Linked DNA regions of Homo sapiens: regions 1 and 2 are each linked to region 3. Evidence: read pairs that join two places in POLR2A ChIA-PET (ENCODE). Cell type or tissue: B cell. All regions are shown on one strand. Region 1 overlaps LOC101928923 (a long non-coding RNA gene). Region 2 has its middle 8.4 kb from the start of SNORD28B. Region 3 overlaps LOC101928923 (a long non-coding RNA gene).

Region 1 (4,000 bases), 130 kb before region 3:
ACAGTGGCATTTGATAAGTGCACAGGGAACATCAGATCATCCAGGAAAATATCTTTGTCATGGGTAACTTCAGCCCATTCCACATTTGAATATGGCAACTCCATTCCATAATTAGAAGGACAGATTAGGATGGATGGTGTAGTTATGATGAATAATAACGTTATCAGTGCTAGTGGACTTTTTTTTTTTTTTTTTGGCTGTTACTATAATACATTTAGAAGCAAGAGGCTCTGCATGAGGTTTGGCCCCCATCCCTTCTGTCTAGTTGTTCTCTATCCTGTTTTAAAAATTACTCTGGAAGTACAGTCCTATAAAGAGTCTGTTTGGAGTGCAGGTTCTACAGGGAATTTCTTCTAATCCCAGTCTTGAGGAATTATTAAGAAATTGCTTTATTTAACTGATAGCCTGCTGGACACAGGAAGCACAAACTTGGCAAGAGCAAAACAGAATTTCTATTTTCTCCCTCTCCCATGAGTGGGCTGCTTCTGTACTCCTGCTTTGAGTTAATGCCCCTACCCCAACTCCGTTTCTCAAACTGGGGCCCTTGTTGCCATCTTGTCCCTGCCCCTAACCCCATCCCTTCAAGGCACAAATAGATCTGACACTTGCTTCTCCCACCCCATCCTTCCACCCAGGCTCCACTTCACTTCCTCATTTCTCTTCTGAAATATCACAAAACACCCCACAGTGTCTTCTCCCTTCTAGTGTCCTCTTAAATTTTAATTCCACATGACTAAGAGTAAACGATCTATAGGTAAAGTACGGCTATGCCACTTCCCTTGTGAAATCCTTCAGTAGTTTCCATGCCCATGGAATAAAGTCTAAACTCCTCAGATGGACATAAATGTCACTTTTTAACCTGGCCCTGCAAAATTTCTCCAGCTCTACTCCATGCCTTTCATTTTTTACTTCATCCAAACCCAATTGGTCACAATGTTACCAATGTAACTGGGTCTTTGTTCACACTAGACCCTCTCCTGGAATGCTCACTCACATTTCTTCCTCTCCTGACCTTCTCTTGACCTTCAAGACATGCCTCCCGGCCTCACGTCCTCCAGGAATGCTTCCATGACCACCTGGGCTGGTTAAAGGATTGATCTCTCCACCTCAAAGCATGTGGAGAGGATATGCATGGAGCACAGACATGGTTCTCCCTCAGCACACGCCTACTACAGGAAAATGATCTATTAAAATAATTTTCCATAGTATAAGTTCTTTTTTATCTCATTCCACACTGTGACTAGCATGATTAGGAAGCATGACAGGCTTTGAATATATTGAAGGTATACGTTTTGAATATATAAGTTTTGAATATATTGAAGATACACAATTTGAATATGTAGGTTTTGAATATATTGAAGATATACGCCTGGCACTCTTTCAGGCCTTTTCATGCGTGTTTTCTTATTTGCTTAAAATGTTAATTACCTGCTGATCAGGTTCTTCTATTCAATGTGTGGGAAGAACTAACAGGAATCGGGCATTTCCCACCGAAGGCAAAAATAGGTCCGCAGCATCCTCCCCCTGAACACAAGAAGCTCCCCAATGCCTCTCACATTTCAGTATTTCAAAGCAGGTTGAGGTGGAGAAGGGAAGAAAACAGTCGAAATGAAAATGGTTAAGTTAATTAATTGCAAGCTCGCTTGTAGGACCAGCACGTTTATTTAATCAGTTGCCTAGTAACCCTGCCTGTGTATGACGTGAATCTGATTAGCCTGCGGCGGCAGCAAATGATGGGCCATTTTTTTCTCCCAGCCACCAGTGCTCCCAGCCTGCTTCCGTGTGCTTTGAGGTTTGGAAAACCCAAATTCCGCCTCCTGCCCCCTAGCATGGAGGTTGTGAGGTGGAAACAAATTCTCATCCTCTTTTTTCTTGTCTTATCAGTCTCCACAGACCCCACAGCCAAGTGAAGAAGATCTTTGCATGAACACGACCTTTCAGCTGGTGAATCAGATGACCAGAAAAATTCCCCACATCAGTTTTCTTTATGGAGTGACCTACACACCAAGAAGAGCCGCTCAGCTCTCAAAACTGCTGTCATGTAGATACCTACGTGGATAAACAAGTAATGTTTCCACAAAACACTGCAGGTTAGGGCCTCTGCTCATGGCAGGATAGAGAAGGCAAAATAAAGAGGGGGCTTTGGACTGTTGGTTTTGCGTCATGTAAGCTTTTTTAGTGACCTTTAATGGGGAGAGAGACTAGATGCTGAGTTTAATCACGTAAGACCAGCTCAAGACAAACGGCACAGTTTTGTTTCCTGTCTGGAAAGAAAAAAAAAATTACTCATGCACTAGCAGGAACTGAACGCTGAACACTCCTTTGGTGCTAGATTTATTGGAGGATTTGACGACAAGAATTTGCTTGTAGTTTTCCACCTTCCCTGTGCTATTTTCTTAGCCAGTCATTTTGAATACTCCCCTTCCCCATCTTTATCCCCCAACCATTCCTGTTCTTAAGCCAAATAAAAAGAAAACATCACTGAAATAAAGACCCACGGTTCTGCTTTGACACACCATGACCACATTTTTATACTATTATGAGGTAGGGTATTTTTTTTTTTCTATTTGTCAGTCTCTGTGGATAAAAGACTCCATCTTCCATAAAGAATCCCCACCAGAAATCTTTCTAAGCCCTCAATCAGAGAGACACTCTGCCATCGTGCTGAGCAAAAGCTAATCTAATTAAGACAGGATCTGCTAAATTTAATAGCCTGCTATGAATTTTTACAGACATCTGGTAGCTGGAAGTTGGAACAGCTCTCACATATAAAATTCACATTGTCCAGATAACCAATATCGGGGTCAAATATTTTCTTTCTTTGGGGAACTTACATTGTTTTGGTAGGAACGCTATTTTCAAATCGTGATATCCTACAGGTAAATGCACTGGAAAGAAGATTGAGGATTGAAACTTCAAATCTCAGCTTTCCATCTGCACAGTAAAGACAAAGATGCTTCCATTGTCCGGTTTTATGGAGAAATCTGAAAACGTACACACAGGGCTGGCTTCACGGGTGGCGCCCAGCGTTAGCAAGTCCTTGCCTGGTGCGAGGCGCTGCTCTCCTGTCTTGAAATTCTTAATTTTTGAACAAGGACACCTGCATTTTTTATTTCCCACCAGAGCGCACAAATTATGTAGCCACTCCTGTGTATATGAAACTCTTTGCTTGATGCCAGTTCCATAGCAGACACAAAATAATTAGAATGTTCTCCTCCCCATCATACCCTTCAACTTAAAATTATGAAATCCAAGCTAGTAGCTTTTCTTTTGCTTCTGAGCAGGACAACCTCTTGACTGATGGTCTCATCTAAGAACCCCTACTACCACCTCCACCAACGATAGTCATATCTATTTGTATAAAATGAAATTACAGTAATCAAAAAAAGTTAAATTGTATATATGCCTATATGGTTGTATGTGCAAAAATTGCCAGTTATTACAAAAACTGATACTGATTATCTCTGAGGCAGAGAACTGATAACAGAAATTGGGCTCTGGAAAGGGACATATTTTTTACTTCATTTGTCCTTCTTTTTGTCTTGTTTTGTTTTACCGTATGTGTGTTCTGCCCTTGAAAAAATAAAACAAAACCTAATTTTGTTTGACTTAGATCCCAATAATCCTAACTACACAGATATATAAATATACATTCACTCTTAACTGTTCTTTGAAGAGGGAAATCTAAGTAAGGCATAGCTTCCTCAAAATCCAACCAATTGTCCCCAGTTCTAGAAGCATGAGTTACTTATTGAGGTTGGTGGAGATTTCCTCCATCCACCTTATGTTCCATGGTCCACCCCAGAGGGAAAGAGAAGAAAGGGGTGTCAGTGTTCTTTTGGTAGAAATATCACCCCACAAAATTTCCTGCACCTCAGAAAGCTTGTACACCCATGGGAAACTTTCCTGCCACCTGAAAACAAAGAGAAGCAGAGCAGCCCATTAAAAATGTATGTTCTCACAACATTTTGCCCTGGGACAGCGGAAAACCATAGCATCT
Region 2 (4,000 bases), 220 kb after region 3:
TGGCCACCGTATATTCAAGAAATCCTTCAATCCTCTCACTCTTACTATGAGGTGGATATTATCATTGTCATTGTATAGATGAGGAAGCTGAAGCACAGCAGTTAATGAACTTGCCTATAGTCACCCAGCTAGTAAATGGCAGAACTAGAATTTGGCTCTGGTATTCTGCCTCTAGAATTCACTTTGCTAACCAGTAAACTCTACACTTCTCAACCCTCTGCATCTTTCTGGAACTGCTGCTAAGCATGCAAGTAAGGATTCATTTAACCAAAAATTTATCTTCTACATTCAGTCTGACTTGGATATCAGACTGAACGTCCAATGTAGACGTACACACATTGTATATTATTCTCTTTTTATGGTACTCTGTTAAGATGAAAATAGACTAGGGGCAGATAGCTTATTTAGTCATTCACATTTTAGCATGAATTAGTTTGATTTAAAATTGTTTCCTTATACCAATGGAGGAACCTGGGCTCATATAGAAGTGTATGAGATGCTATACTCGGAATAGCTCAGAGAAGAGAGGATTAAGAACAAACTTTTCCCCTTCACAAATCTCTTGTGAATCAAGACATTCTTTTCTCTTATCCAGTTTCTATTACCTGAAGTATACGACTGCATGCTTCACTGGGCACAGGTTAAGAGATCAGCATAAAGGTCAGCCTTTCTCTCCATGAGCCCAACCCCACAAGGCACTTATAGAAGGACAATCTTTGGTGTTTATTATAAATGCACATCTGTCTCACCTGGGATGAAGCGTTCTAGTAACATCAAAAATTAGTATGGCTATTATGGAAAATGGCATGGAAGTTTCTTAGAAAACTAAAAATAGAATTACCATGTGATCCTGCAATCCCACTTCTGGTTATATATCAAAAGGAATATGTACCCTTTGGTATGTCAAAGAGCTACCTGCACTCCTGTGTTCATTGCAACACTATTGACAATAGCCAAGTTAGGAATCAAACTAAAGTGTCTATCAACAGATAAATGGAAAAAGAAAATATGGTATACACACACAATGGAATACTATTCAGCCTTTAAAAAGAACAAAGTTCTATCGTTGGCAACAACATGGATAGAATTAGAGATCATTACGCTGCATGAAATAAGCCAGGTACAGAAAGACAAATATCTCATGTTTTCACTCAAATGTAGAATCTAAAACAATTGAATTCATAGAATCAGAGAGCAGAATGGTGGTTACAGAGACTGGGGGCTGGGGAATGTGGAGATGAAGGTCAAAGGGTACAAAGTCTCAGCTATGGGGGTATGGATTTTTTCTTTTTTGAGTCTACTGCAATGCATGGTGCATTTACTTAATCATAGAGTATTGTACATTTCAAAACTGCTAGGACAGTACATTTCAAATGTTCTCACCACAAAAACTTTCCAGTTTTTGAGGTGATGGATATGTTAAATAGCTTTATTTAACTATTCCACATTGTATGCATAAATTATAATATCACTTTGTACCTCACAAATTTATACAATTATAAATTGTCAATTTATAATAAATAAAGTTTATAAAATGAAGGAAAAAAATAAAAAATAAAAACTTCATGGGGTCGACTTTCCAAGTAAAATACCAATGGTAGAAAATATGCAGGAAAATAAATACTAATTGATTTTACTAATTTAAAAACCGTAAGATGTCAACACAGACTATGAACTAAGTTAGCTAAGTTTGTTTGTTTTGGGGATTTTTTGTTTTTTTTTTTGTTTTTTTTTTTGTTTTTTTTTTGAGACAGAGTCTTGCTCTGTCACCAGCTGGAGTGCAGTGGTGCGATCCTGGCTCACTGCAAACTTCACCTCCCATATTCAAGCAATTCTTCCGCCTCAGCCTCCCAAGTGCCTGGGACTACAGGCATGCACCACCATGCCTGGCTAATTTTTGTATTTTTAGTAGAGATAGGGTTTCATCATATTGGCCAGGCTGGTCTTGAACTCCTGACCTCGTGATCTGCCCACCTCGGCCTCCCAAAGTGCTGGGATTACAGGCTTGAGCCACTGCACACAGCTTGTTTGGTTTTTTTTTAAGCAAGCAACCAGTTAGGAAAAAAAATATCTTCAACCTACATTCCTGGAGCCTCCATCTACCCAGTCTATCCCTGGCCAAGTCCTGTCTCTCCAACATCTTCTCACACATCACTGCCTGTGGGAAGCCTCAGGATAAGCCCAATAGTCTACATAGCCCTGTAATACTCTTGATTGCAGGTTTTCATCATTTATTTCATATCCATTTTCCTGCCTGAACTTTATATCCACCAAGGCAAGGATGGGAACTGTCTCGTTCACCATCAGCTGTTACCTCTGGGACTTGGGTGCGAAACTAGCTCTCATGAATTAATAAGTAAAAGTAAAGGATTGCTACTGTATGAACAATCTTACAAGTCAACAATAAAGAGGGAAACACTCCAATAGAAAAATGGGCAAAATGAGTATGTATGTAAAAATAAATGTAAAATAAAATCATGACATCATTTTTCAACCATTTTCCCTCTCCTTTAAATTCAAAAACAAAATAAAATCAAAGGAAAACTAACACATACCTCCCTTAGATGTGGGGAACGGCCACTCTCATAGGCTGCTACAACCTTTCAGCTGGGCACCTTAGCTCTATGTATTGGCTTCTTTAAAATGTGCCTGCCCTTTAGCTCAGCGATTTTGCTTTTAGGAATATGTCCTAAGAATATACATAAATATTAATCTATGGAACAATCAGTGCATCATTGTGTACAACAGCAAAGAGAAATCTAAGCAATAATAGCGGATTAGTTAAATTATGCACATGAGTAAAATAGAATGATATGCAGCATTCTTAGTGAACATTTATTGATCCTTGTATGGGCCAGACACTGCTCTAAGTATGTAGCATGCAGTGTCTGACTTAATCCTCAGAACACTTTATAAAGTAGGCATTACTATTACAGCCATTTTCCATGGAGGGAAATTATGATTTAGAGAGATAAAGTAACTTGCTCAAGGTTGCACAGCTAGGAAGTGGCTGAACCAGAGGCAGTCCCCAAGGCCAGGCCCTAGGTCACAAAGCTATCTGCCCCCATGTTAAAGATGTCCAATGTACATTTAGTGGCATGGAAAGGAGTTCCCATGTTCCTTATAGGTTCACTTAAAAGATAGATTACAAGATCATATATAGTACACAATCACCTTTTTGTAAAATACATATTATACTAAAATGCATGTTTTTACATTTATGTGCTCACATGCATATCTGTGTCTTTATCTTTGCACAAGGACTAAAAGAAAGAATTCACATCTAAAGGTTCTCTGGGAGGCAGGGTCGTGGGATAATGGGGTTTTTCTTTTCTTTTTGCTTACTCCAATGTTTCACGGTTTTCTAGAATGAGAATAGGTCACTTGTATGATACTTTTAAAAATGTTTTCAGTTGACCTCCAAGTAGCCTAGAACTTCAGAGGTCCTTATATATTACCCAATCTAATCTTCTTCCTAGCAAGAAGATGCAAGCCTAGAGAAACCAAGCAAGTGCCTCCCAGTGTCTTGGCTAACTAATACCAGAGCCAGGATTGTGACCGGGCTGCCTATCCCCGACCCCAGGCTCTTAGAACCACCTCCACCCCAGGAAGGCATCTGACTGTGCTCACCTGCACAGTGAAGAAAAACACAACTTGGACACTCACTCATTGGACACTCACTCATCCTTCTGAGCATTCAGCCACCTACCTTCACTCGCTATAACTAGCATCCTGAGTGACACCCTGCTGCCCTACAAAACAACGATGCCCTGGGAGATGAAATGCCTGAAGAGCATGACACTGCAGCCTCCAACCAGCTCCGGATCATTCTTCCTAGACCAATGACTCTGAACAGAGAAATCTATCAGCATCCCCCGGCAACATCTTCTGAAGATGAGGCCTGCATGGAGATTCTGACTCAGTGGGCATAGAGAGGGGCCTACGTCAGAACATACTGAAAAATGTTTCCGTGCGAAACTAATGTACATCCCCAATTAAG
Region 3 (4,000 bases):
CCCAGATGATTTTAATGTTTAGAAGAAATACATTTGAAAAGTGTTCAACCATAATAACAATGAAGTTAAAATGTAAGCAATAAAAGGCTATTTAAAACAAAATTTTATATGATCAGCTTGTGAAACAATATTGGGGTGATTCCAGTGCAATTTCTGACAGCAATCAATATCAAACGATAGGCTATCAAGAGACACCAAAATATTATATTCTTTTAGAAATTCCTCTTGGAAAAAAGAACAAAGGAAGAAAAAAGATATAAGCATAAATATTCACTGCAGTACTAACACAAAAGAAAAAAATGGAAACAACCTAAGTGCCAACTATGAGAAAGATTTAATTGTATATTTTTAATTTGCTGAAATATTATAAGGAATGTTAACAAATCAGCTAAGTTTTTGCAATAACATGGAGAAATCCTGGCCGTACAATGTTAATTGTAAATGTCAACTATATGATCACTCCCATACTATGGTTTTAACTATTAATATTATAAACAAGTAATGGAAAAGCAATTTAGAAGACAAAATAAAAAGAGGTCTGCTATAAAATAAAAAGCTATCATGAGAACCACTCCACCCGATCCCAGACCTCTGAAGTGGGGTATTATGTGCCTGTTATTATGGGGGAAACATCTGCTGGTAGATCAGATGCTGTTTTAAGGAAGAAATAAAAGAATTATGCACGTGTGTTGGAGGAAAAAGAAAGAAATTGCATGGGGGAAACATTATTCTTGTTTTATTCTCAAAATTAAAACATAGGTGATAATATAGCCTAAGCAGATATGTATATTGTTGTTGATTGTGTGCCCCAAAAAGTCATGTTTAAGTCCTAAACTCCAAGACCTTGGGTGACCTTATTTGGAAATAGGGTTTCTGCAGACGTCATCAAGTTAAGATGAAGTTATACCAGGATGAGGGGAATGACTGGTGTCCTTTTTTTAAATTTAAATTTAAATCTTTAATTTAATTTTTTTATTATTATTTTTTGAGATAGGGTTTTGCTCTTGTTCCCCAGGCTGGAGTGCAATGGTGTGATCTTGTCTCACTGCAACCTACACCTCCCAGGTTCAAGTGATTCTCCCGCCTCAGCCTCCCAAGTAGCTTGGATTACAGGCGCATGCCACCACGTGTGGCTAATTTTTGTGTTTTTAGTAGAGATAGGGTTTCACCATATTGGTCAGGCTGGTCTGGAACTCCTGACCTCAGGTGATCCACCTGCCTCGGCCTCCCAAAGTGGTCGGATTATAGGCGTGAGCCACTGCACCAGGCCACTGGTGTCCTTTTGAGAAGAGAAAAATGTAGACACAGACACACACCCAGGGAGAATTCCATGTGATGAAGGCAGGGAGCTGCGTTCACAAGGGAGCTGCGTTCACAAGGCAAGGAAGGCCAAGGAGAGCCAGCAGAGGCTGGAAGAGACAGGAGGGATCCTCCCCTAGAACCTTCTGAGAGAGCACGTCCCTGCCAGCACCTCCACTTTAGACTTCCAGCCTCCAAAACTGAGAGAGAAGAAATTGCTGCTGTGTTAAGCTACCCAGTCTGTGGTCCTTTATCGCAGCAGCCCTAGAGGACTAACATATATAAGCAAGCTAATTAATATCCAGGGATACCGCATTCTAAAATATTACTTTCTGGTTATTAATACTTATCAGCCAAGAAATTCAAGCACTGTTATTTACATATTATAAGACCAGGCTTTGCAAAACTCTTTCAAAGTTAAGGGGCAAGTGTTAATATCATTTTGGAACTGTACCGGCAGCATGGCACTGTGACTGGGGGAGTCACAAGACACGGGTCCCAATATTGACTCCATCACCCAGTGGTGACTTTGAACAAGTCACAACCTCTCTGCGCCTATTTCTTGCTTTGTAAAATGGTGATAAGAATTGTCTCATTGGGCTATTGTGAGAACATTAGCTAATAAATGTAAAGCAATTAGAACAGTAGCTGGCCCGTTATAAGCCTTCAATAAATGTTAGCTATAATTATCATGTCTGACTAAACATTTTGGTTCTATTCCCATTTTAGAATTACAGAAATTTCACAGGCATATATTTAGAATGCATATATCAATTTGTAAATTACTTATATTCCACTATATCAACACTTCTCTCTTCCTAACTCCAAGTGATTCCTACTCATATTAAGTTATATAACCTCAAACGCCCTGATCCTAGGACCACGAGAAAAGGTGAGTGGGCAGAAGCAGGGAAGAAATGGAATATAAAGAAAAGATTGCTGATTTGAGTTCTTCTGGAATTGAAATTCTATGAAGCAGTATCAGGCAGGATCAAAGAGGATCAGAGGTTTGAGCGTGGCTGCTTGACAAGCCAGGTGCTGAGATAAGCAGCATCCTCTGCGTCAATGTAGGAAATGGGACATTGGTTTTACTTCTTCTCATGTGGATCCACAATTGAGTGAGAGTTACTCAGATGTCTGGGCTACACTTGGCCCATATTTTTGTACTCACTGGGGGACTCTACACAGGAAATACCTTCAAGCATCAGCAGAGTGTTCTGCACAGCATCATTCAAGTGAAAGGGTGAGATATTTTCAGGATAATTCAGGCAAATCAGTTGCAAATTTGTCAAATGACTGTCCCAACCATCAGTTTGCATATTAATCTGTTCATAGTTGTCACTATCCAGAGGTGGCGGAGGTTGCAGTGTGCCAAGATCGCACCATTGCACTCCAGCCTAGGCAAGAAGAGCAAAACTCCATCTCAGAAAAAAAAAAAAAAAAAAAACTTTTCAGAGGCCAGGCACGGTGGCTCATGCCTGTAATCCCAGCACTTTGGGAGGCTGAGGCAGGTGGATAATTTGAGGTCAGGAGTTCAGGACCAGCCTGAACAACATGGTGAAACCCCGTCTCTACTAAAAATACAAAACAAATTAGCTGCTTGTAGTGGTGCATGCCTGTAATCTCAGCTACTTGGGAGGCTGAAGCAGGAGAATCACTTGAACTTGGGAGGTGGAGGTTGCAGTGAGCCAAGATCACACCACTGCACTCCAACCTGGGCAACAGAGTGAGACTCTGTCTCAAAAAAAAAAAAAAAAAAAAGCTTCCCAGATATCTTACATATTTATTGTCACCATAACTACCTTGCCCATCTCTGTGGTAATTATGCCTGCAATTCTCTAGGCCTCCTCTTTAATTGTACCTCATAGGCTAGTATGAGCCTGGGCCTCCAGCTAAGAAAAGGTGGTAAGTGAACAGCTCTCACGGGGGGAAGTGTAGCACTATTCAGTGCCAGAAATTTCTGAAAGAATAGTTCATATTTCTGAAGGCCAAATCCAAAATTTGCTCCTGCTGAGAAACTAGCTATTGAGATGTCCCTGACTAATCTACTGGGCTTTCTTCTATAAATTAAGTATAAAATAAGATTGCTCTGATAAGTGGTGTATACTGTTTAATAAATTTTTAAGCATGCAACTTGCAGTAGTATTCAAACACAGTATCCAAATGGAATTTAGTCCCATGAACCAGTCCAGGTTCAAAGTCACCCATGAATAAATGCAAGAGGAAAGCAAAGCTTGACAAATACCTGTGTTGTCAACAGAACCAAGAAAAGGACATTTGTAGAGAAATGGAGGTGGGGGGACTACAATTCATATTGTCAATGGTATTGGTGCTGACATGTTGCTGGCACCTCAAAGAAATAGCTTTTATTGGATGTCAGCTTAAGAAGAAGAAAAGAAAGGAAACAGAAAAAAAAATTAGCTGAATGAGTACAAGGGAAAAGATCAATAACTCCCTCTGATGTTTTTTTGGCAAATTGGCCAAGAAAGGTCTGAAGTCTTTACTGGCTGACAATTCTGGCGTCTTTCCCAAGTAGAAATGTTGCAGCCAGAAACTGCACTTAGTGAATTTAGTGAGACAATTAGTTTGGGAATATATATTAAAGGGAAGAGCACAGACCAACAGATTGTCATCAAAGCACCTAGGTCTACCCTGATCCCATGCAATGACAACTGGTTTATGTTATCTGGGCCAGACCTCC

Evidence for each region. ChIA-PET counts read pairs that join two places held together with the same protein. Peaks named below come from ENCODE experiments on the same cell type or tissue, not always from the same donor. Only the 100,000 strongest peaks of a DNase experiment are listed, where the experiment ranks them.
Region 1: POLR2A ChIA-PET joins it to region 3 with 7 read pairs; 2 of 35 experiments call an interaction of 5 or more read pairs at or near these places.
Region 2: POLR2A ChIA-PET joins it to region 3 with 6 read pairs; 3 of 35 experiments call an interaction of 5 or more read pairs at or near these places.

Annotation. Positions count from the first base shown.
Region 1 is chr6:156,026,791-156,030,790 of GRCh38, forward strand. All of the region lies in intron 4 of LOC101928923 (a long non-coding RNA gene), which reads right to left. Among named protein-coding and RNA genes, the nearest start is that of MIR1202, 82 kb to the left of the region's middle. In B cell, no CTCF peak of the experiment used is centred here; a DNase peak (open chromatin) is centred at 2,111.
Region 2 is chr6:156,385,197-156,389,196 of GRCh38, forward strand. No RefSeq gene overlaps it. Among named protein-coding and RNA genes, the nearest start is that of SNORD28B, 8.4 kb to the left of the region's middle. In B cell, no CTCF peak of the experiment used is centred here; no DNase peak of the experiment used is centred here.
Region 3 is chr6:156,161,078-156,165,077 of GRCh38, forward strand. All of the region lies in intron 4 of LOC101928923 (a long non-coding RNA gene), which reads right to left. Among named protein-coding and RNA genes, the nearest start is that of SNORD28B, 220 kb to the right of the region's middle. In B cell, no CTCF peak of the experiment used is centred here; a DNase peak (open chromatin) is centred at 2,464; H3K27ac peaks cover 482 bases.